Regions from separate parts of the Homo sapiens genome. Here regions 2 and 3 are each linked to region 1. The links are chromatin loops, found by intact Hi-C in ENCODE. Cell type or tissue: mammary epithelial cell. All regions are shown on one strand. Each heading gives the region's core, and the rest is flanking DNA. Links, peaks and the distances in the headings are about the cores only.

What was found. Peaks named below come from ENCODE experiments on the same cell type or tissue, not always from the same donor. Only the 100,000 strongest peaks of a DNase experiment are listed, where the experiment ranks them.
Region 2: a loop joins it to region 1, with 8 times the contacts of the local background. A loop is called at or near these places in 82 of 110 quality-filtered maps.
Region 3: a loop joins it to region 1, with 16 times the contacts of the local background. A loop is called at or near these places in 23 of 110 quality-filtered maps.

Annotation. Positions count from the first base shown.
Region 1 is chr12:53,505,226-53,510,447 of GRCh38, reverse strand. It overlaps ATF7-NPFF (ATF7-NPFF readthrough), which reads left to right. Exons shown (of 15, transcript NR_159377.1): 13 at 2,421-2,614; 14 at 3,306-3,427; 15 at 3,555-3,760. It overlaps NPFF (neuropeptide FF-amide peptide precursor), which reads left to right and starts at 2,964. Exons shown (of 3, transcript NM_003717.4): 1 at 2,964-3,075; 2 at 3,306-3,427; 3 at 3,555-3,760. The coding sequence starts at 2,974. The coding sequence ends at 3,672. It overlaps TARBP2 (TARBP2 subunit of RISC loading complex), which reads right to left. Exons shown (of 9, transcript NM_134323.2): 7 at 5,186-5,222; 8 at 4,598-4,799; 9 at 4,017-4,457. The coding sequence ends at 4,300. It also overlaps a transcript of ATF7 not described here. RefSeq lists a silencer at 1,179-1,411 and an enhancer at 1,549-1,843. In mammary epithelial cell, for the core only: a CTCF peak has its summit at 1,709 (motif pointing right); a DNase peak (open chromatin) is centred at 1,697.
Region 2 is chr12:53,349,393-53,357,690 of GRCh38, reverse strand. No RefSeq gene overlaps it. Among named protein-coding and RNA genes, the nearest start is that of SP7, 17 kb to the right of the region's middle. RefSeq lists a silencer at 4,875-4,934. In mammary epithelial cell, for the core only: a CTCF peak has its summit at 4,912 (motif pointing left); a DNase peak (open chromatin) is centred at 4,920.
Region 3 is chr12:53,417,487-53,424,549 of GRCh38, reverse strand. AMHR2 (anti-Mullerian hormone receptor type 2) reads right to left here and starts at 695. Exons shown (of 11, transcript NM_020547.3): 1 at 567-695; 2 at 80-262. The coding sequence starts at 615. RefSeq lists a cis regulatory region at 2,608-3,126 and an enhancer at 2,811-3,377. In mammary epithelial cell, for the core only: a CTCF peak has its summit at 2,793 (motif pointing right); a DNase peak (open chromatin) is centred at 2,859; H3K27ac peaks cover 516 bases.

The DNA.
Region 1 (5,222 bases), core at 506-3,005:
CTCTGTCACACAGGAGCAGACAAGGATCATTCTGGGATGCAGCAGCTACTGCCCACAGAAAAGCCATCTCCCCGTGGCCTTGATACTCCCTTTTAAGAAGTGGTAAACTGGCCGGGTGCAATGGCTCATGCCTGTAATCCCAAAACTTTGGGAGTCCCAGGCGGGCGGATCACCTGAGGTCGGGAGTTCAAGACCAGCCTGACCAACATGGAGAAACCCCATCTCTACTAAAAATACAAAACTAGCCAGGCGCGGTGGTGCATGCCTGTAATCCCAGCTACTCGGGAGGTTGAGGCAGGAGAATCACTTGAACCTGGGAGGCAGATGTTGTGGTGAGCCGAGATCAAGCCATTGCACTCCAGCCTGGGCAACAAGAGCAAAACTCCGTCTCAAAAAAAAAAAAAAGATAAAACTACAAGATACCATGATGATGAATGTCAGGTTTTGTGGTTGGGACCAACCATGAGACAAAGCTTACGAAAAGGTTTACCCTGGCTTAGTCCGCATTAACAGAAATATGGTATCTGGAGCATCCAGATCCAAACCTGCTCTAATCTACGTGTCTAAAGGATAAGTTGGTTCCTAGATGCCTTGCCTTAAAGAGTGGGGTGCTTCCCCTTGAGCAAAAAAGACTATGGAGTGGGCCAGGTGCGGTGGCTCACGCCTGTAATCCCAACACTTTGGGATGCCAAGGTGGGTGGATTGCTTGAGGTCAGGAGTTCAAGACCAGCCTGGCCAACATGGTGAAACCCCATCTCTACTAAAAATACAAAAATTAGCCGGGCATAGTGGTGTGTGCCTGTAATCCCAGCTACTTGGGAGGCTGAGGCAGGAGAATCGCCTGAACCCGGGAGGCAGAGGGGTTGCGGTGAGCCGAGATCGCACCACTGCACTCCAGCCTGGGTGACAGAGCCAGACTCCATCGTAAAAAAAAAAAAAAAAAAGCTGGAGTGTAAGAATGAACTCTCTCTTCAAAAATATGAAGAGCTTTTACACATGAAAGAGATGAGATGTTCTGTTGAGACTTAATGGAGCAAACTAAGACCCCGAGTAGAAGTCACAGGAAGCCCAAAGCCCCCTCGGCACAAGGATAAATATGTCCGAAGACTGTCTGAGGAGATGGTAAGTTCCCCGACTGGGGCACATGAGGCAATCACAGCTAACGTTTTGAGGATACCTGTTCTATGCAAGCTGTTTTATTGAATGGATTACAAAAAGTATGTTAAGTAATGCACACCCTAGGAAGGCGTTCCTTGTAAAATGGGCCCATGTTTCAGGTGAGGAAACTGAAGCTCAGAGCGGGAGACAGCTTGCTCAAGCAGAGGCCAAGGCCTTTACGTCATGGCTCTTCCTCAGCACAAGCTAGAGACCCACACTGGTGGGGATGCTCCAAAAGGGACTCGAGGATTAGAAGGAACCTGCACCATATGGCTTTGAAGGCCTCTCCCTGAGGATTAGTGATTCTGATTTTTCTTAAGACAGGATTCTAGGCTACTCTATATGAGAGCCAGGGCCAGGCAGAGGCTGTGGAGACCAGAGTCGGGGTCAGAATGATAGTCCAGCCCCACAGTAGCCTGCTCCTGTCCTTCTGGGACTCCCTGGAGACTGGACCCTAGCACCTCCACTCAGCCTCACCCTCCTCACTTCCTCTGCAGAGGTCTATTCTAGGAAAAGGAAATGGCCGGAGCTGGCAATGAGGAGCTGTGACCACAGGGTGGCAGCAGTGCTTCAGCTGTGGAGAGTGACTATAGGAAGGGCGATGAGGCAGGTCGGAAGCAGTGCTCTCTAGTGAGGATGGGGGTCTGTCTGCAAAGATTGGAAGCCACACTCATTCAGTGGGCTCCAAAATCCTGTAGCCTCCCTCTATATCTTAATAATTTTTTTTTTTTGAGACAGAGTTTCTCTTTTTGCCAAGGCTGGAGTGTAGTGGTGCCATCTCAGCTCACTGCAACCTCTGCCTCCCCGATTCAAGCGATTCTCCTGCCTCAGCCTCCTGAGTAGCTGGGATTACAGGTGCCTACCACCACGCCCAGCTAATTTTCGTATTTTTAGTAGACAGGGTTTCACCATGTTGGCCAGGCTGGTCTCGAACTCCTGCCCTCAGGTGATCCACCCGCCTTGGTCTCCCAAAGTGCTGGGGTTACAGGTGTGAGGCACTGCACCCGGCCAAAAAAAAAATGGTTTTTAATTAAAAAAAAAAAAGATACAGGCTGGGCATGGTGGTTGACGCCTGTAGTCCCAGCTACTTGGGAGGCTGAGGCAGGAGAATCACTTGAACCCAGGAGCCAGAGGTTGCAGTGAGCCGAGATCGCGCCACTGCACTCCAGCCTGGGCAAAAAGAGCGAAACTCCATCTCAAAAAGAAAAAAAGTTAAATTCTCTCCATCATCATGAAGTTGAATATATTTTTTCTATCCACAGGCAAATCTGAGTAGCCTCCAAGAGGCACACAAGCAGAGGATGGGCTGTGTTGCCCTGACTGCCAGCCCCAGGCACAGAGGACCAGGCCTGGTCATCCTCACAGACTCTGACCCTGGCTCTTCCCACTCCTCTTCCACTCCAGGACATCCTACTTAACCCCTCCTGACATGAGTTTCTTGTGCTTTAGTCTACAGGTTAGGAAAGAGGGGAAGTGATAAACAAGCTCTCCAACCTGTTGAGGGATTAGGGGTTCGTCTAAGGCTCCCCAGGGCCTGGCTCTGACAAAGCGTCTGCAACTAATGATGCTTCTTGAGCTCTGGAGACAGGATTTATGCATCTAATAAAGTCTGTAACTCCAGGCTTAGGGGCCGGGGGCAGGAGGCTGAGAGCATGAAGTCCTGGGGGCGCCATGGGAGGAGATCCCAGGTGGCTCCTAATGAGCCCTGCATTTCCATTTGCCTGCTCTAGATTCCCCTAAGGCTACTGTGAGGCTGGGGGTGGGGGAACAGCAGGTATAAGAGGTTGGGGTGGCTGTAGGAGGGTAGGTGGCAGCATGGATTCTAGGCAGGCTGCTGCACTGCTGGTGCTGCTGCTGTTAATAGACGGGGGCTGTGCTGAAGGGCCAGGAGGCCAGCAGGAAGACCAGCTCTCCGCGGTGAGTGTGTGTCCCATCCCCATATCACCATTGCCTCTACTTCGGTTGAGACTTGTGCTCTAGGTTCTGATACTTTCTCTGGCTGCCAAGGTTGTCATTAGGTCCTCACATCTGAGGAAATGGTTCCGCAGCCTCCTACCACTTGCCCCTGGAAGCCAGTCCCTTCCCCTTGTGACTTACGTGTCCAGGGTATTTGCCCATCTTCCTTCCCTGATACCCCCTTGGCACAGGAGGAAGACAGCGAACCCCTCCCACCACAGGATGCCCAGACCTCTGGGTCACTGTTGCACTACCTGCTCCAGGCAATGGAGAGACCTGGCCGGAGCCAAGCCTTCCTGTTTCAGCCCCAGAGGTGAGTCTGAAAGGGACACAAGCATGGCAGGGGCTGGGGGTGGAAAGGGCAGGAGGCAGAGGAAGAGGAGAAGGAAGGGGGCTAGAGAAGGGAGACTGCGGGGACCTGAGGACAAATCTTTCCTAAGGTTTGGCAGAAATACCCAGGGATCCTGGAGGAATGAATGGCTGAGTCCCCGGGCTGGAGAGGGGCTGAATTCCCAGTTCTGGAGCCTGGCTGCCCCTCAACGCTTTGGGAAGAAGTGACATGTCATCCCTTGATATGTCTGCATGCAAGGTCCACACCCAAAAGTGTCAATGTTTGCCCCCCAAATAAAATTGTCTGGCTTCTGAATCCATGTGTGTCTGTGTGAGACTTTACAGGGCTGGGTGGAAGCCCAAGGGCAAGAACCACTGCCCTTCCCCTCCACCAAACCCAGCCCTCCAGCAAGGCAGCCGACAACATTCCACGAGGCCACTGTGCCCAGCCTCCTCCCACCAGAAAGGAAAACAGGAGAATGGCTGGAACAGGAGCTCAGGGAAGGCACACAAAAGTAATGTGGTGACCTCCTCTGCTATCCACACTGCTCAAGGAAACAGAAGAGAAGGGCTTAAAAATCCACAAAGCAGCATATTTATTCCAGGCTCTAGTAGACAGCCCCCTGATTTCATTCCCATTCATCATCACCAATAAAATGAGGACGGATCCTGGGCTGGCTGAGGCTCTGTGGTCCTTGGCTCCTTGCCCTGTGCCTTCTCAGCTTCAAGGCAGGCAGTCTGTGTCAGAGGTAGAGATGGCACCCACAGAGGGTACCAGAGCTGCGCAGATACATGAGCCCAGAGGCAGAAAGAGCAGGGAGCAAAGGGTGCACATCCATGAGTCCAGCTGGGGCTTCACTTGCTGCCTGCCATGATCTTGAGGTACTGCAGGGCACGGCGGGCAGCCTCACCACGGGCTGCCTCCCTGGTGGTTGCAGAGCCATGACACACAGTGGCCGGCTGGGTGGACAGTTCCACCAGGCACTGGCAGAGTCCACTCAGGCTCAGCTCCTCTGGAGAGCAAGAGAGAGGAGGGAGGCAATGTTGGGGGAGGTAGCCCTGGGGAGGGGTGCGTTCACGTTATCATCACCCCCTTCTACTTGCTCCGGTCCAGCCCCCACCATCCCCTGGCTCGCTCCCCAGCTAGCCATACCAATATCCAGGTAGCTGACGTGAAAGGCCTGCTCCTCAGAGAGCTCACTGAGGACACGGCAGCAGGCAGGGCCCAGGGCACCCAGGGAGCCCAGGGAGCAACTGCGGAGGGACAGGATCTTCTCTCCTACTGAATTTCGTAGAGAATCCCAGGTGCAACCTGGGCCCCGGTTTCGAAGACCATCCAGGCGGGAGCCCACACCCTGTCAAGATGGGAACAGTGAGAAAGATGAAGCGAGAGACTGTGGGACCCAGGCATTGAGACATTCAACGTCAAAGGAGAACAAAGCACAAAGAATGCTTCCTCCAGCTTGCCTCCCCCCAGTCAATCCCTGGGTGGCCCCTTCTAACTACCAGGCCCTGGGCCAGATGGCCAGGGATCCCTCCTCACCCCAGTAACAGAGCTACAGAGCGGGCCTACAGTCAAGGCTGAGTCGGCCCCAGGAACCCTGGGTCTGGTAGGAAAACTGTGGCAGAAGCAGACCTAGGGCCCAGAGAGGCTCACTGCTGAGTCACAGACCCAAGTCCCTGGAGCCCTGCCCTGGCATGGAGGATGGGCCACGGTGCCCGGCCCACATGAGCCACTCACAATGGAGAAGTGGTCATCATCAGGCTCCACCTCATTG
Region 2 (8,298 bases), core at 3,611-6,110, 160 kb after region 1:
AGGCCAGGCGCAGTGGCTTACCCTTGTAATCCCAGCACTTTGGGAGGCTGAGGCGGGCGGATCACGAGGTCAGGAGATCGAGACCATGGTGAAACCCCTTCTCTACTAAAAATACAAAAATAAAAATTAAATTAAATTAAAAATAAAATAAAGTGTTTCAGTTGGTTGTTGGGGCTCATGCCTGTAATCCCAGCACTTTGGGAGGCTGAGGGGGGCCGATCATGAGGTCAAGAGATTGAGACCATCCTGGCTAACATGGTGAAACCTTGTCTCTACTAAAAATACAAAAATCAGCTGGGCGTGGTGGCACATGCTGCCTATAGTCCCAGCTACTCGAGAGGCTGAGGTAGGAGAATAACTTGAACCCGGGAGGTGGAGGTTGCAGTGAGCTGAGATCGCGCCACTGCACTCCAGCCTTGTGACAGAGCAAGACTTGACTCCGTCTCAAAAAAAAAAGTTTCATCCAGCAAAAAAAAGATTTATACATGTTTCTACAGGTATATCTAGTTTATCACTTCATTTATTTTATTTGTTTGTTTGTTTTTGTTTTTGTTTTTTGTTTTTTGTTTTTTTGAGACGGCATCTTGCTCTTCTCGCCCAGGCTGGAGTGTAATGGCACGATCTCGGCTCATTGCAACCTCCACCTCCCAGGTTCAAGCGATTCTCCTGTCTCAGCCTCCCAAGTAGCTGGGATTACAGGCACCCATCACCACACCCGGCTGATTTTTGTATTTTTAGTAGAGATGGGGTTTCGCCATGTTGGCCAGGCTGGTCTCAAACTCCTGACCTCAGGTGATCTGCCTCCCTCAGCCTCCCAAAGTGCTGGGATTACAGTCATGAGCCACTGCGCCCGGCCCATTTATTTTATTTTTTATCGTAGAGATGGGGTCCTGCTATGTTGAGCAGGCTGGTCTCTAACTACTGGCTTCAAGCAATCCTCCTGCCTCAGCCTCCCAAAGTGCTGGAATGCTAGAATTGCAGGTGTGAGCCACTGCACATGGCCTAGTTTATCACTTCTAACTTATGCATAGTATTCCCTGCAAGATGGAGAACTAGCTTCTTTTTAACTTTTTTATTATTATTATTACTTTTTGAGACATAGTCTTACTCTGTTGCCCAGGCTGGAGTTCAGTGGCACCGTGTTGGCTCACTGCAACCTCCATCTCCTGGGTTCAAGCAGTTCTCCTGCCTCAGCTTCCCAAGTAGCTGGGATTACAGGCACCCACCACCAAGCCCGGCTAGTTTTTATATTTTTAGTAGAGATGGTGTTTCACCATGTTGGCCAGGCTGGTCTCAAACTCCTGTCCTCAGGTGATCCACCCACCTCAGCCTCCGAAAGTGCTGAGATTACTGGTGTGAAGCCACCACGCCTGGCCAAGAACTAGCTTCTTGAACCAGAAAGCTGTCATGAATATTCTCAAACATGTTACCTTATAGTTCTGTGTAATACTTTCTCATGGTGAAGATTCTAATATAAAAGCCTGGTCATTTCACCTCCTTACTCCACATCTTTCAATAACTCTTCATTTCTTTTTCTTCTTTTAAGTTTCTGTGGGCTTTCTGAGAACAAAGATTAGACCTTGAGTGCAGTGGTAGGACGGCAGCTCACTGCAAACTGTCTCCCCAAGCTCAGGTGACTCTCCCACCTCAAGCTTCCCAAGTAGCTGGGACTACAGGTGGATGCCATCACGCCTGGCTAATTTTGTGTGTCTGTGTGTATTTTTACCTGAGGTGTGGTTTCACAAAGCCTTCCAGAGGCCAAGGCTGGTCTGGAACTCCTGGACTCAAGCAATCCACCCGCCTCAGCCTCCCAAAGTGCTGGGATTACAGGCATGAGTCACTGTGCCCAGCCTCTTTTTTTCTTCTTTCTTTTTTCTTAAGACAGGGTCTCATTGGGCGCAGTGATTCACGCCTGTAATCCCAGCACTTTGGGCGGCTGAGGTGGGTGGACCACCTGGGTTTAGGAGTTTAAGACTAGCCTGGGCAACATGGCGAAACCCAGTCTCTACCAAAAATACAAAAAAATTAGCCGGGTGTTGTGGTGCTCGCCTGTGATCTCAGCTACTCAGGAGGCTGAGGTAGGAGGACTGTTTGAGCCTGGGAGGCAGAGGTTGCAGTGAGTCAAGATTACGCCATTGTACTCCACCCTCAGTGACAGAATGAGACCCCATCTCAAAAAAAAAAAAAAAAAAAAGGTCTCATCATGTAGCTGATCTGGAACTGGGCTCAAACTGGACTCCAGCGACCCTCCTGTGGGACTATAGGCATGTGCCAGTACATCCAGCCCTTCTTTTCTTTTGTTTCTTCTTTTGTTTTTTCTTTTCTTTTATTTTCCTTCCTTTCTCCCTCCCTCCCCACTGCCTTCCTTCCTGCCTTCCTCCCTCCCTCGCTTCCTTCCATCCATCTTGCTCTGTCACCCAGGCTGGAGTGCAATGACATTATCATAGATCACTGCATGTTTGAACTCCTGGGCCCAAGGTCTCCCCCTGCCTCTGCCTCCAGAGTAGCTGGGACTATAGGTGTGCACCACTGTGCTTAGCTCCCGGCTCTTTATTTATCTTCATTAACTCTTTTTTTTTCTTTTTGAGACGGAGTTTTTGCTCTTGTTGCCCAGGCTGGAGTGCAGTGCCGCGATCTCGGCTCACTGCAACCTCCGCCTCCTGGGTTCAAGCGATTCTCCTGCCTCAGCCTCCCGAGTAGCTGGGATTACAGGCACGTGCCACCATGCCCAGCTAATTTTTTCTATGTTTTTAGTAGAAACGGGGGTTTCATCTTGTTGGCCAGGCTGGTCTTAAACTCCTGACCTCAGGTGATCCACCTACCTCGGCCTCCCAAAGCAGAGGCATTATAGGCATGAGCCACTGCGCCCAGCCTTATCTTCATTAACTCTTATAACTTTTTTTTTTTTTTTTTTTTTTTCTGAGACAGAGTTTTGGTCTTGTTGCCCAGGCTGGAGAGCAATGGTGCAATCTCGGCTCACTGCAACCTCTGCACCCCGGGTTCAAGTGATCCTCCTGCCTCAGCCTCCCGAGTAGCTGGGATTACAGTCGTGTGCCATCATACCTAGCTAATTTTGTATTTTTAGTAGAGATGGGGTTTTACCATGTTGGTCAGGCTGGTCTCGAACTCCTGACCTCAGGTAATCTGCCCCCTCAGCCTCCCAAAAATGCTGGGATTACAAGCATGAGCCATTGTGCCCGGCCAACTCTTATAACTCTTGAAAGAAGTTCCTGACAGGTATTCACCAAATGCATGTTGATTTGAGGAGAGAATCCAGACCATGCTAGCCTCCACTGTGGGAAGCTGGGCCTGTCCTGTCCCTGTGCTGGTGAAGCAGGGCGTGTACATTCATGTTCTCCAGAGATTGTCTGTCTTACTCCTCCTGGCCCACTTTCCCCTACTGCCACCTTTTCCCCACCGTACTGTATGCATCTGCCATTCATCCTTCACAGTTCTTTTTTTTTGAGATGGAGTTTCGCTCTTGTTACCCAGGCTGGAGTGCAATGGCACAATCGCAGCTCACCGCACCCTCCGCCTCCCTGGTTCCAGAGATTCTCCTGCCTCAGTCTCCCAAGTAGGTGCAATTACAGGCATGCACCACCACGCCCAGCTAATTTTGTATTTCTTCTTATTTTTTTTTTGGAGACAGAGTCTTGCTCTGTTGCCCAGGCTGGAGTGCAGTGGCGCGATCTCGGCTCACTGCATCCTCTGCCTCCCTGGTTCAAGAGATTCTCCTGCCTCAGCCTCCCGAGTAGCTGGGACTACCGGTGCGCGCCACCACACCCAGCTAATTTTTGTATTTTTAGTAGAGAAGGGGTTTTATCATGTTGGCCAGGATGGTCTCGATTTCTTGACCTCGTGATCCACCCCGCCTCGGCCTCCCAAAGTGCCGGGATTACAGGCGTGAGGCACCACATCCGGCCAATTTTTGTATTTTTAGTAGAGACGGGGTTTTACCATGTTAGCCAGGATGGTCTCGAACTCCTGACCTCAGGCAATCCACCCACCTCAGCCTCCCAACGTGCTGGGATTACAGGCATGAGCCACCATGCCTAGCCTAATTTTGTGGTTTTAGCAGAGATGGGGTTTCTCCATGTTGATCAGGCTGGTCTCAAACTCCAGACCTCAAACAATCCGCCCACCTTGGCCTCTAAAAGTGTTGGGATTACAGGTGTGAGCCACCACGCCCGGACTCATCCTTCACAGTTCTACACTGTGGTTCCCTTCTCTGGGAAGTCTCCTCAAGACTGAGCTGGGGACTGCTACCTCAGCATTGGCCTTTGTAATAACTGCCATGTGGCAGGCAATGACCTTTATGTATTTCTCCTTACGCAGTGAATTTTTATATATCATCTTAGTCTACTATGAAGGTCTTCTACCCCCATTTTATACACAAGGAGACTGAGGCTCAGATAGATAGCGCAACTAGCAAGCGTTGGCACTTTAATTCACACCCTACTCTGACTTCCAAGGGAGTGTACTTAAGCACTACTCAAACTGCCTCTCAGTATCATACAAGTGTAGTGTTTACCAAGCTCTCTTCCACTAGGTTGCACACTTCTTGTTAAATGTTATATTGTACACTTCTAGCACATACCTGGCACACAGTAAATGCTTAGGAAATGTCTGTGAAAAGCAATCAGGTAGGCTAGTGGGGCAAGAAATAGACCAGCACTTGCTGAACTCTAACTAGGAGTCAGGATACCTTGTGTTTGCCCTCTCTGTACCAAGACTGTAGGGAACGATAGAATAAGTACCATAACTCTGAGACTTTTTCCCACCTCAGCCCTTGCCTCAAGCGCTGACAACTCTGCCACTGTCCCCTGCAAAAAAGGTACCAAAACTCTGTCTCCAGCCATGAGCCCCAAGCAGTCCGTGATAGGTGTTGTTGAGCGGCTCACTTCTGCCACCTGGTGGTAGTAACAAGCCTTTCTTATTCTCCAGGGCAGTGGACCCAAGGGAAGGTCTTGTCTAGAAAAGAGTAGAAGAAGCTCTTTGCACACTGCCCTTTCCCCTGAGGGTTTTCTTTTTGTGGAATCCTTTCTCATTTGCAGCACGCCTTGACATTCCTGTTTTCCAATATGCTGAATTGGATAGAGTTAAGACCCTTAAAGATCCTAAGCTCGGAAAAGATTGTGGTGCGCACCTCTACCATGAGGGCTTCAAGACAGAAACAATACAAAAAGCTGTCCCGGCGCGGTGGCTCACGATTGTAATCCCAGCACTTTGGGAGCCCGAGGCGGGCGGATCATCTGAGGCCAAGAGTTCGAGACCAACATGGCGAAACCCACGTCTCTACTAAAAATACGGAAAAAAATTAGCTGGGCATGGTGGCGCGCGCCTGTCATCTCAGCTATTCAGGAGGCTGAGGCAGGAGAATAGCTTGAACCCGGGAGGTGGAGGTTGCAGTGAGCTGAGATGGTGCTACTGCATTCCAGCCTGGGCAACGAGAGCAAAACTCCCTCTCAAAGAAAAACAAAACAAAACAAAAAAGGGCCGGGCGCGATGGCTCATGCCTGTAATCTCAGCATTTTGGGAGGCCGAGGCGGGCGTATCACGAGGTCAAGAAATCGAGACCATCCTGGCCAACATGGTGAAACCTCATCTCTACTAAAAAAAATACAAAAATTAGCTGGGCGTGGTGGCGCACCGCTGTAGTCCCAGCTACTCGGGAGGCTGAGGCAGGAGAATTGCTTGAACCCGGGAGGCGGAATTTGCAGTTGGCAGAGATTCCGCCACTGCACTCCAGCCTGGGCGACAGAGAGAGACTCCGTCTCAAAAAAAAAAAAAAAAAAAAAGAATCAGGCCCCCACCCACTGCAAGCTCCGCCTCCTGGGTTCACGCCATTCTCCTGCCTCAGCCTCCCGGGTCGCTGGGACTACAGGCGCCCGCCACCACACCCGGCTAATTTTTTTGTACTTTTAGTAGAGACGGGGTTTCTCCGTGTTAGCCAGGATGGTCTCGATCTCCTGACCTCGTGATCCGCCCGCCTCGGCCTCCCAAACTGCTGGGATTACAGGCGTGAACCACCGCGCCCGGCCTCCCTGCCCACCTTCTTATCCCTCGCTCCCACCAACTCTAAGAAAACACATTTCAGGCTGGGCGACGTGGCTCACGCCTGTAATCCCAACGCTTTGGGAGGCCGAGGCGGGTGAATCACCTGAGGTCGGGAGTTTGAGTCCAGCCTGACCTACATGGAGAAACCCCATCTCTACTAAAAATACAAAATTAGCCAGGCGTGGTGGCACATGCCTGTAATCCCAGCTACTCAGGAGGCTGAGGCAGAAGAATCGCTTGAACCCAGGAGGTGGAGGTTGTGGTGAGCCGAGATCACGCCATTGCACTCCAGCCTGGGCAAAAAGAGTGAAACTCCGTCTCAAAAAAAAAAGAAAATAAAATAAAACATATTTCACCTTCAAAGAAGGATCCTAAAATGGTAATCTCTCTCATTTGTTGAATACTGTTTTTTTAAATGAGTTTCATTAAGAATAGCCATCTTGACTTTTGTCAAATGTCTTCTTAGCATCCATTGAATTGATGATATGATTTTTCTTTTCTTTTATTTATTTATTTTTTTTGGAGATGGAGTCTCGCTCTATCCCCCAGGCTGGAGTGCAGTGGTGTGATCTCAGCTCACTGCAACCTCTGCCTCCCAGGTTCAAGCGATTCTCCTTGAGAAGATTAGCTGGGATTACAGGTGCCTGCCACCATGCCCAGCTAATTTTTGTGTTTTTAGTAGAGATGGGGTTTTGCAATGTTGGCCGGGCTGGTCTCGAACTCCTGACCTCAGGTGATCCACCTGCCTCAGCCTCCTGAAGTGCTGGGATTACAGGCATGAGCCATCACGCCTGATTGATTTTTCTTGTTTAACATATTAATGTGTTCTTTTTATTTAATTTATTTATTTATGTATTTATTTTGAGATGGAGTATCACTCTTGTCACCCAGGCTGGAGTGCAGTGGTGCGATCTGGGCTCACTGCAATCTTCACCTCCTGGGTTCAAACAATTCTCCTGCCTCAGCCTCCTGAGTAGCTGGGATTACAGGTGCTCACCACCAAGCCTGGCTAATTTTTGTACTTTTGGTAGAGATGGGGTTTCACCATGTTGGCCAGGCTGGTCTCGAACTCCTGACCTCAAGTGATCCGCTCGCCTGGGCCTCCCAAAGTGCTGGGATCATAGGCCTGAGCCACCGTGCCTGGCCTATTTTTATTTTTATTTATTTATTTATTTTGAAACGGAGTCTCGCTCTGTTGCCCAGACTGGGAGTGCAGTGGCGCAATCTCGGCTCACTGCAAGCCCCGCCTCCCGGGTTCACGCCATTCTCCTGCCTCAGCCTCCCGAGTAGCTGGGACTACAGGCGCCCACTGCCATGCCTGGCTAATTTTTTTGTATTTTTAGTACAGACAGGGCTTCACTGTGTTAGCCAGGATGGTCTCGATCTCCTGACCTCATGATCCGCCCGTCTCGGCCTCCTAAAGTGCTGGGATTACAGGCATGAGCCACCGCGCCCAGCCCTATTTTTATTTTTTAAGACAGAGTCTTACTGTGTCACCCAGGCTGGAGTGCAGCGGTGCAATCTTGGCTCACTGCACCCTTCGCCTCCTGGGTTCGAGCGATTCTCCTGCCTCAGCCTCTTTTTTTTTTTGAGACGGAGGCTTGCTCTGTCTCCCAGGCTGGAGTGCAGTGGAGCCATCTCCGCTCACTGCAAGCTCTGCCTCCTGGGTTCACGCCATTCTCCTGCCTCAGCCTCCCTAGTAGCTGGGACTACAGGTGCCCATCACCACGCCCGGCTAATTTTTTTTATTTTTTTTAGTAGAGACAGTATTTCACCATGTTAGCCAGGATGGTCTCGATCTCCTGACCTCGTGATCCGCCCGTCTTGGCCTCCCAAAGCGCTGGGATTAAAGGCATGAGCCACCGCACCCGGCCTACCTCAGCCTCTTGAGTAGCTGGGACTACAGGTGTGTGCTAACATGCCTGAATAATTTTTGTATTTTTATTAGAGACAGGGTTTCACTATGTTGGCCAGGCTGGTCTCGAACTTCTGACCTCAGGTGATCCACCCACCTCGGCCTCCTAAAGTGCTGGGATTACAGCCGTGAGCCACCACACCTGGCCTAATGTGTTCTTTTTTTTTTTTTTTTTTTTTTTTTTTTTTTTTTTGAGATGGAGTTTCGCTCTTGTTGCCCAGGCTGGAGTGCAATGGCAGGATCTCGGCTCACCACAACCTCCACCTCCCAGGTTCAAGCAATTCTCCTGCCTCAGCCTCCCGAGTAGCTGGGATTACAGGCATGCA
Region 3 (7,063 bases), core at 1,828-4,327, 87 kb after region 1:
CCCCTTGGTTGCCACCCACACCCCAGGATGTGTCTGTCTCCCACCCTAGCCATCACCTGCCATATACTTTGCCATTCACCTTGCATTTCCACCTGTGCCCGGTCTTGGGTCAGGTTCCAGATCCCAAAGCAGCAGCGGCTGTAGAGGCAGCGGATAGCTCTGGGGAGCTCTGTGCCTGTATCTAGCAGCTCTCCCAGTGTCTTTGTGCTTCCCCGCACTCCAGGGGCCTCAAAGAACACACAGGTTCGCCTGTTTGGGGGTGCTGAGGCCCAGGGTGGGGAAAGGAAAAGATTCAAGGTGGGAGTGAATGCAGAGGCAAAAAACTGGCCAAAAGAATAGACAAAACATGTTCCACATCCCAGCGTCAGTATGGTAAAGCCACAGGAGGAAGCAGGGTCAGCAGAGGCCTGGAACCTGAGCCCTGCCATGGGGACACATGGCTCTATCCTTCACCCTTACTCACCCAGCCCACTCACCACTCTTCCAAAGGGGTGGCTCTTGCTTCAAGCGCCCCTTTCCCTTGCTGGATGGATGGAGAGACCCTTCCCCTCCCTGTAGACACTTACCTTCCACAGCTGTGGGAAGTAATGCCCAAAGCCCCAAAGACCCTAGCATCTTGCTGGAGGATGGCAGCAGCAGAAGGAGAAGAGCATAAGCCAGCACAGCTGCCCCTGGCCAAATCTTTCTTCAGATACAGGGCATCCTGGGGCTTCTGATCCCTCAGTCCCCAACTCCGCCCCCCTCATCCTATCCCAGCCTCTGTGGGGGAGAAGGCTGCTGTGGGGGAGAGGGTGGGTGTGGGGAAAGCAGGGAAAGAAAGGGAGGAGCAGAGAACCAATCTCATATCCTCTTCTCTTCTGCAACCTCCTCTTTGCTCTGCATAGTGAGAGGAGGGGAACTTGGAGGCCCAGCTGAGAACCCAGTGATGCCTAATTTCAAATCTTTGCCCTTCCCTGACCTTGGAAGAAGATGCTGGACTCTGTTGACTCTTCTCAGGAGGAAACCAATGTGAGGTCAAATGCTTAGAGCCATTCAGCTCTGCCCAAGATCCTTTCTAGCCTAAGATCTCTTTATATTCAGGGTTCATATCTGCAACTGCTTGGGCAGAGGAAGGCCTCACAGCCCATATTAGAGGTTACCTTGTTTTCCAACTTAAGAATCAGAAAGTATACAAAACTTACCTGAATTTTTAAAAAACACATTGAAAACAGTAACAATGGTAAATTTTGCTATGTGGATTTTTTTTTTTTTTTTTTTGAGACGGAGTCTCGCTCTTCTCCCCCAGGCTGGAGTGCAGTGGCACGATCGCAGCTCACTGCAACCTCCGCCTCCTGGGTTCAAGCTATTCTCCTGCCTCAGCCTCCTGAGTAGCTGGGATTACAGGCGCCTGCCACCACACCTGGCTAATTTTTGTATTTTTAGTAGAGACGGGGTTTCACCATGTCAGCCAGGCTAGTCTCGAACTCCTTACCTCAGGTGATTTGCCCGCCTCGGCCTCCCAAAGTGCTGGGATTATAGGCGTGAGCCACCATGCCTAGCCGTGGATTTTACTTAAAAAAAAAAAACACATTGGTTCACAGGCTGAACAAATACCCATTATTAAGGAGGTAACAAATTTCTTATCAAGCACCTACTATGTGCTGGGGCACAGCTAGGGCTATGCATTTTACAATCATCTCATCTAATTCTCCCCTGAAATATTTATTATTATTATTTTATTTATTTATTTTTTGAGACCGAGTGTCGCTCTGTCACCAGGCTAGAGTGCAGTGGTGCCATCTTGGCTCACTGCAACCTCTGACTCCCTGGTTCAAGCGATTCTCCTGCCTCAGCCTCCCGAGTAGCTGGGATTACAGGCACGCACCACCATGTCCAGCTAATTTTTGTATTTTTAGTAGAGACAGGGTTTCACCATGTTGGCCAGGATAGTCTCGATCTCGTGACCTCGTGATCTGCCCGCCTTGGCCTCCCAAAGTGCTGGGATTACAAGTGTGAGCCACTGTGCCTGGCCTATTATTTTTATTATTTCCATTTTATAGGTAAGAAAACTGAACTTACGTAAGTCGCCCAAAGTCATTCAGCTAGGAAATAGCAGAGCTGGAATTTGAACTTAGGCAGGTCTGACTCCAAAGTCCAGGTTCTAGTCTTATTTTTATTATTATTTTTGTACTTTTAGTAGAGACGGAGTTTCACCATGTTGGCCAGGATGGGGTCGATCTTTTTTTTTTTTTTTTTTTTTTTGAGATGGAGTCTTGCTCTGTCGCCCAGGCTGGAGTGCAGTAGCGCGATCTCGGCTCACTGCAAGCTCTGCCTCCCGGGTTAACGCCATTCTCCTGCCTCAGCCTCCCGAGCAGCTGGGACTACAGGCGGCCGCCACCACGCCCGGCTAATTTTTTGTATTTTTAGTAGAGACGGGTTTTCACCGTGTTAGCCAGGATGGTCTTGATCTCCTGACCTCGTGATCCGCCCGCCTCGGCCTCTCAAAGTGCTGAGATTACAGGCGTGAGCCACTGCGCCCGGCCGAAGGGGTCGATCTCTTAACCTCGTGATCCCTCCGCCTCGGCCGCCCAAAGTGCTGGGATTGCAGGCGTGAGCCACCGCACCCGGCCGGCTCTATTCTTTGTATTACACTATACTGCCTGAAAGACGTACAAAATTCAACAATGAAAAAAAATTACCACTTAATACTATACTTGGACATTTGAATTTAAATTGTTGAGAAAATATGCATCATTACCTGCCAACAGGCCACTAACTAAAAAGGGAGGGTACAGTTCAAACTATCACCACCAGAGGTCAGCAGAGGAGAAATTCCCTGCTGCGGTGAGAGGGCAGAAAGTACCTCCTCTGATGACTAATACATATAGTATACCTCCTACATTTACTAAGCTTCAGGGACTATAAAATGTGAAGGGCGGGCACAGGATGTGGAGAGTTTCAGCATGGAGTTGGGAGGAGAGGGCTATGGCTTGTTCTGCAGTAGAGACAGAGGAGTCCAACTCCACCAGACTCTTTCCCAGAGTAAGAAACAACAGAAATAGGTAATCACTTCCACACCTGTGAGCCACTGGCTCCTTGAGAATTAAGAGTCAGAGGGGACTTGTTCTCTGTTTCCCTAGCTTTCTGTCCCCCTAGTGGCTTCCTGGAAACCCTTTCTTGGAATGATCTGGCTTAGACCAGGGAGGACAGTCTGAGTACCGACATTTTTTTTTTTTTTTTTTTTTGAGACGGAGTCTCGCTCTGTCACCCAGGCTGGAGTGCAGTGGTGCGATCTCGGCTCACTGCAACCTCTGCCTACCGGGTTCAAGCGATTCTCCGGCCTCAGCTTCCTGAGTAGCTGGGACTACAGGCGCATACCACCACGCCCGGCTAATTTTTGTATTTTTAGTAGAGACGGGGTTTCGCCATGTTGGCCAGGCTGGTCTCAAACTCCTGACCTCAGGTAATCCGCCCCCCTCGGCCTCCCAAAGTGCCGGGATTGCAGACGGGAGCCACTGCGCCCAGCTTGAGTACTGACTTTTTGATTCTGGGGTCTTTCTTCTGGGAAACCTGCATGAAAGGAAGAGATAGTAAAAGTTCCAGTAGTTGTGAAACAGCAGCGGGAGGAATGACCAGGGCTCGAGATAGCCGCCCATCCTTCTTTGGACCCTTCCAGGAGTCTGCAGGGCCTTGCCAGTGAGATGGAATGTTGTGCTTCCAGCTACTTTCCTTCACTAGCCCCAGATCAGATAAGTCTGGGGTGGTGTGTGTGGTGGGGTGTGAGGGGAGATTTGAAGGTGAAATAGCTTCTTTTGTCTGGAATGTCTCAGGAGACTATCTCCTCCAGAGTGGGAGCAGCGTAAGGATCAGGCAGAAAGGCAGTCTCCTCACCCAAAGCTTCGGATAACTAATTCTTTCCAAGATAGAAACATTCCAGTCAGGTTTATGGGAACTATACCTGCTCTGGGCTGTTAGGTTTTAGAGTTAAGATGGTGATAGAGGCTGGGCGCTGTGGTTCATGTCTGTAATCCCAGTACTTTGGGAGGCCAGGAGTCCCCCTGGGTAACATAGCGAGACCCCCACCTATATTATTTTTAAAAAAAAATTTCCTTTTTTTTTGAGACGGAGTCTCACTCTGTCATTCAGGCTGGAGTAAAGTGGTGCAATCTCCGCTCACTGCAACCTCCGCCTCCTGGGTTCAAGCAATTCTCCTGCCTCGGCCTCCCAAGTAGCTAGGATTACAGATGCCTGTCACCATGCCTGGCTAATTTTTTGTATTTTTAGTAGAGATGGGGTTTCACTATGTTGGCCAGGCTGGTTTCAAACTCCTGATCTCAGGTGATCCACCGCCTAGGCCTTCCAAAGTGCTGGGATTACAGGCGTGAGCCACTGCGCGGGGCCAAAAAAAATGTATTTCATTAGGTGCTGGGCCTACAAAGATAGAGGTGTGATTACTGCCCTCTGGGAACTCATAGTGTAGAAATGCAGGTGGATATTGACAAGCAACCGGAAAACTGTGTTTCCTACTAGGGGCATGAGGAAGGAGCTATACAAATAGATCAAGTAAGCTAATTCTGCCTAGGGCATAGAAGAAAGGTGCCCAGAGAGTTTCACAGAGAAGGGGATATTTAAATAGTCCCAAAGGTAAACACAATGGTAAGAGGAGAACAGTCCTTCTAAGCAAAGGGAATGGCAAGAGTAAAGGCATGGAGATATAAACACAAAGGCTTGTGTGTTAAAGGTGGAAGGAGTGAGGAGGAAGCAGTATGAGATATGAGACAGAAAATCACCTTAGAGAGAGACGGACCAGATTGGACAGGTTTTCAATTCTGTATCAAGGAGCTTAGGCTTTCCCTAAAAGCAAAGAATTTTAGGCAGGGGCCTGGTGGCAATTGGAAGATGGATGACTACTGGGGTTTGGAGAGATCAGTTGCAAGACCTAAGCAGTAAACAAAGTGAGTACTGAGACAGTGGAAATGAAAATAAAAGAGGAGGCCGGGCGTGGTGGCTCACGCCTGTAATCCCAGCACTTTGGGAGGCCGAGGCGGGCAGATCACGAGGTCAAGAGATGGAGACCACCCTGGCCAACATGGTGAAAACCCGTCTCTACTAAAAATACAAAAATTAACTGGGCGTGGTGGCGCGCGCCTGTAATCCCAGCCACTCAGGAGGCTGACGCAGGAGAATTGCTTGAACCTGGGAGGCGGAGGTTGCAGTGAGCCGAGATCACGCCACTGCACTCCAGCCTGGCGACAGAGCGAGACTCCATCTCAAAAAAAAAAAAGAGGAAAAATTTGATATATATTGTATAGGTAATGTTGACAGGATTGGCAATCAAATTAGTGTTAGTAGGTGAAAGGGAGAACTAAAAGATGATTCTGAGGTTTCAAGTATGAGTGATCAAGGAGCAGTGGGTGATATTATTAAGGGAGATGTGAAACACAAAGAATTATTTCTCCTTCTACTGTGTTGAATTTATCTGGAGGACATCCAGATGAAAATGTCTAGCAAGCAGACTTCCAGGTCAAGAGACAAGTTAGGGCTCAAGATTTGGGAGTCATCAACATGGACACAGTCTTATGTTAGAGTCTTATGTTAGAGTTTAAGAGGGAAAAGGGTAGGGAAAGGAAAGGACACGAGACAGGAACACAAATACTAAAGGGACACAGGAAGAAGTGGCTATGAAGGAGACTAAAAAATATAGAAATGTGCCACACACGGTGGCTCACGCCTGTGATCCCAGCACTTTGAGAGAGGCCGAGGCAGGCAGATCACCTGAGGTCAGGAGTTGAAGACCAGCCTGGCCAACATGGTGAAACCCTGTCTCTACTAAAAATACAAAAATTAGCTGGGCGTGGCAGCCGGTGCCTGTAATTCCAGCTACTTAGGAGGCTGAGGCAGGAAAATTGCTTGAACCCGGCAGACAGAGGTTGCAGTGAGCCGAGATCACACCACTGCACTCCAGCCTGGGTGACAGAACAAGACTCCAGCTCAAAAAAAAAAAAAAAAAAAAAGAAAAGAAATTTGAAGGAGAACCAAGAGTGTATCAGTGTCACATTCTATGGGAAGAAAGCTCTAAGATACAGTAGTCAAAAGCAGCACATTGAAGCAGTGAGGTCTAAGAGGTTAATAATTGAAAGATCACCAGAGCTGGCAACCAGATGGCTGATGCTAACAGGAAAATTTCTGGTAAATGATGGATGCTGAACAAAGTAGCCTGGGCTAGGCGCAGTGGCTCATGCCTTTAATCCTAGCGCTTTGGGAGGCTGAGGCAGGTGAATTGTTTGAGCTCACAAGTTCCAGACCAGCCTGGGCAACATGGCGAAACCCTGTCTCTACAAAAAATACAGAAATTAGCCGGGTGTGATGGCGCGTGCCTGTAGTCCCAACTACTTGGGAGGCTGAGGTGGGAGGACAGCTTGAGCTTAGGGGATGGAGGTTGCAGTGCGGCAAGATGAGAGTGATGCCACTGCACTCCAGCTTGAGTGATAGAGCCAGACCTTGTCTCAAAACAAACAAACAAACAAACAAAAAAAACCAGTCCTGGCACGGTGGCTAACGCCTGTAATCCCTGCACTTTGGGAGGCCGAGGCGGGTGGATCAGCTGAGGTCAGTTCAAGATCAGCCTGGCCAACATCGTGAAACCCCGTCTCTATTAAAAATACAAAAATTAGCCGGGCATGGTGGCGCGTGCCTGTAATTCCAGCTACTTGGGAGGCGGAAACAAGAGAATTGCTTGAACCCAGGAGGTGGAGGTTGCAGTGAGCTGAGATCGTGCCACTGCACTCCAGCCTGAGTGACAGAGCAAGACTCCATCCCAAAAAACAAAAACAAAAAAAACAAACAAAAGCAAACCCACAAAGTAGCCTGAGGATTCAATAAAGGAAGAGAAAAATGAGTGTAAACTACTTTCACTAACTTTGGAAATGGAAAAAACTAATCAGTAGCTTGAAGAGGAAGCTGAGGTTTTTTAAAATGGGGGAAGGGGGAATACTTGAACATGTTTTTTTTTTTTTTGAGAGTCTCGCTTCGTTGCCCAGGCAATGTGTAATGGCGTGATCTTGGCTCACTGCAACCTCCGCCT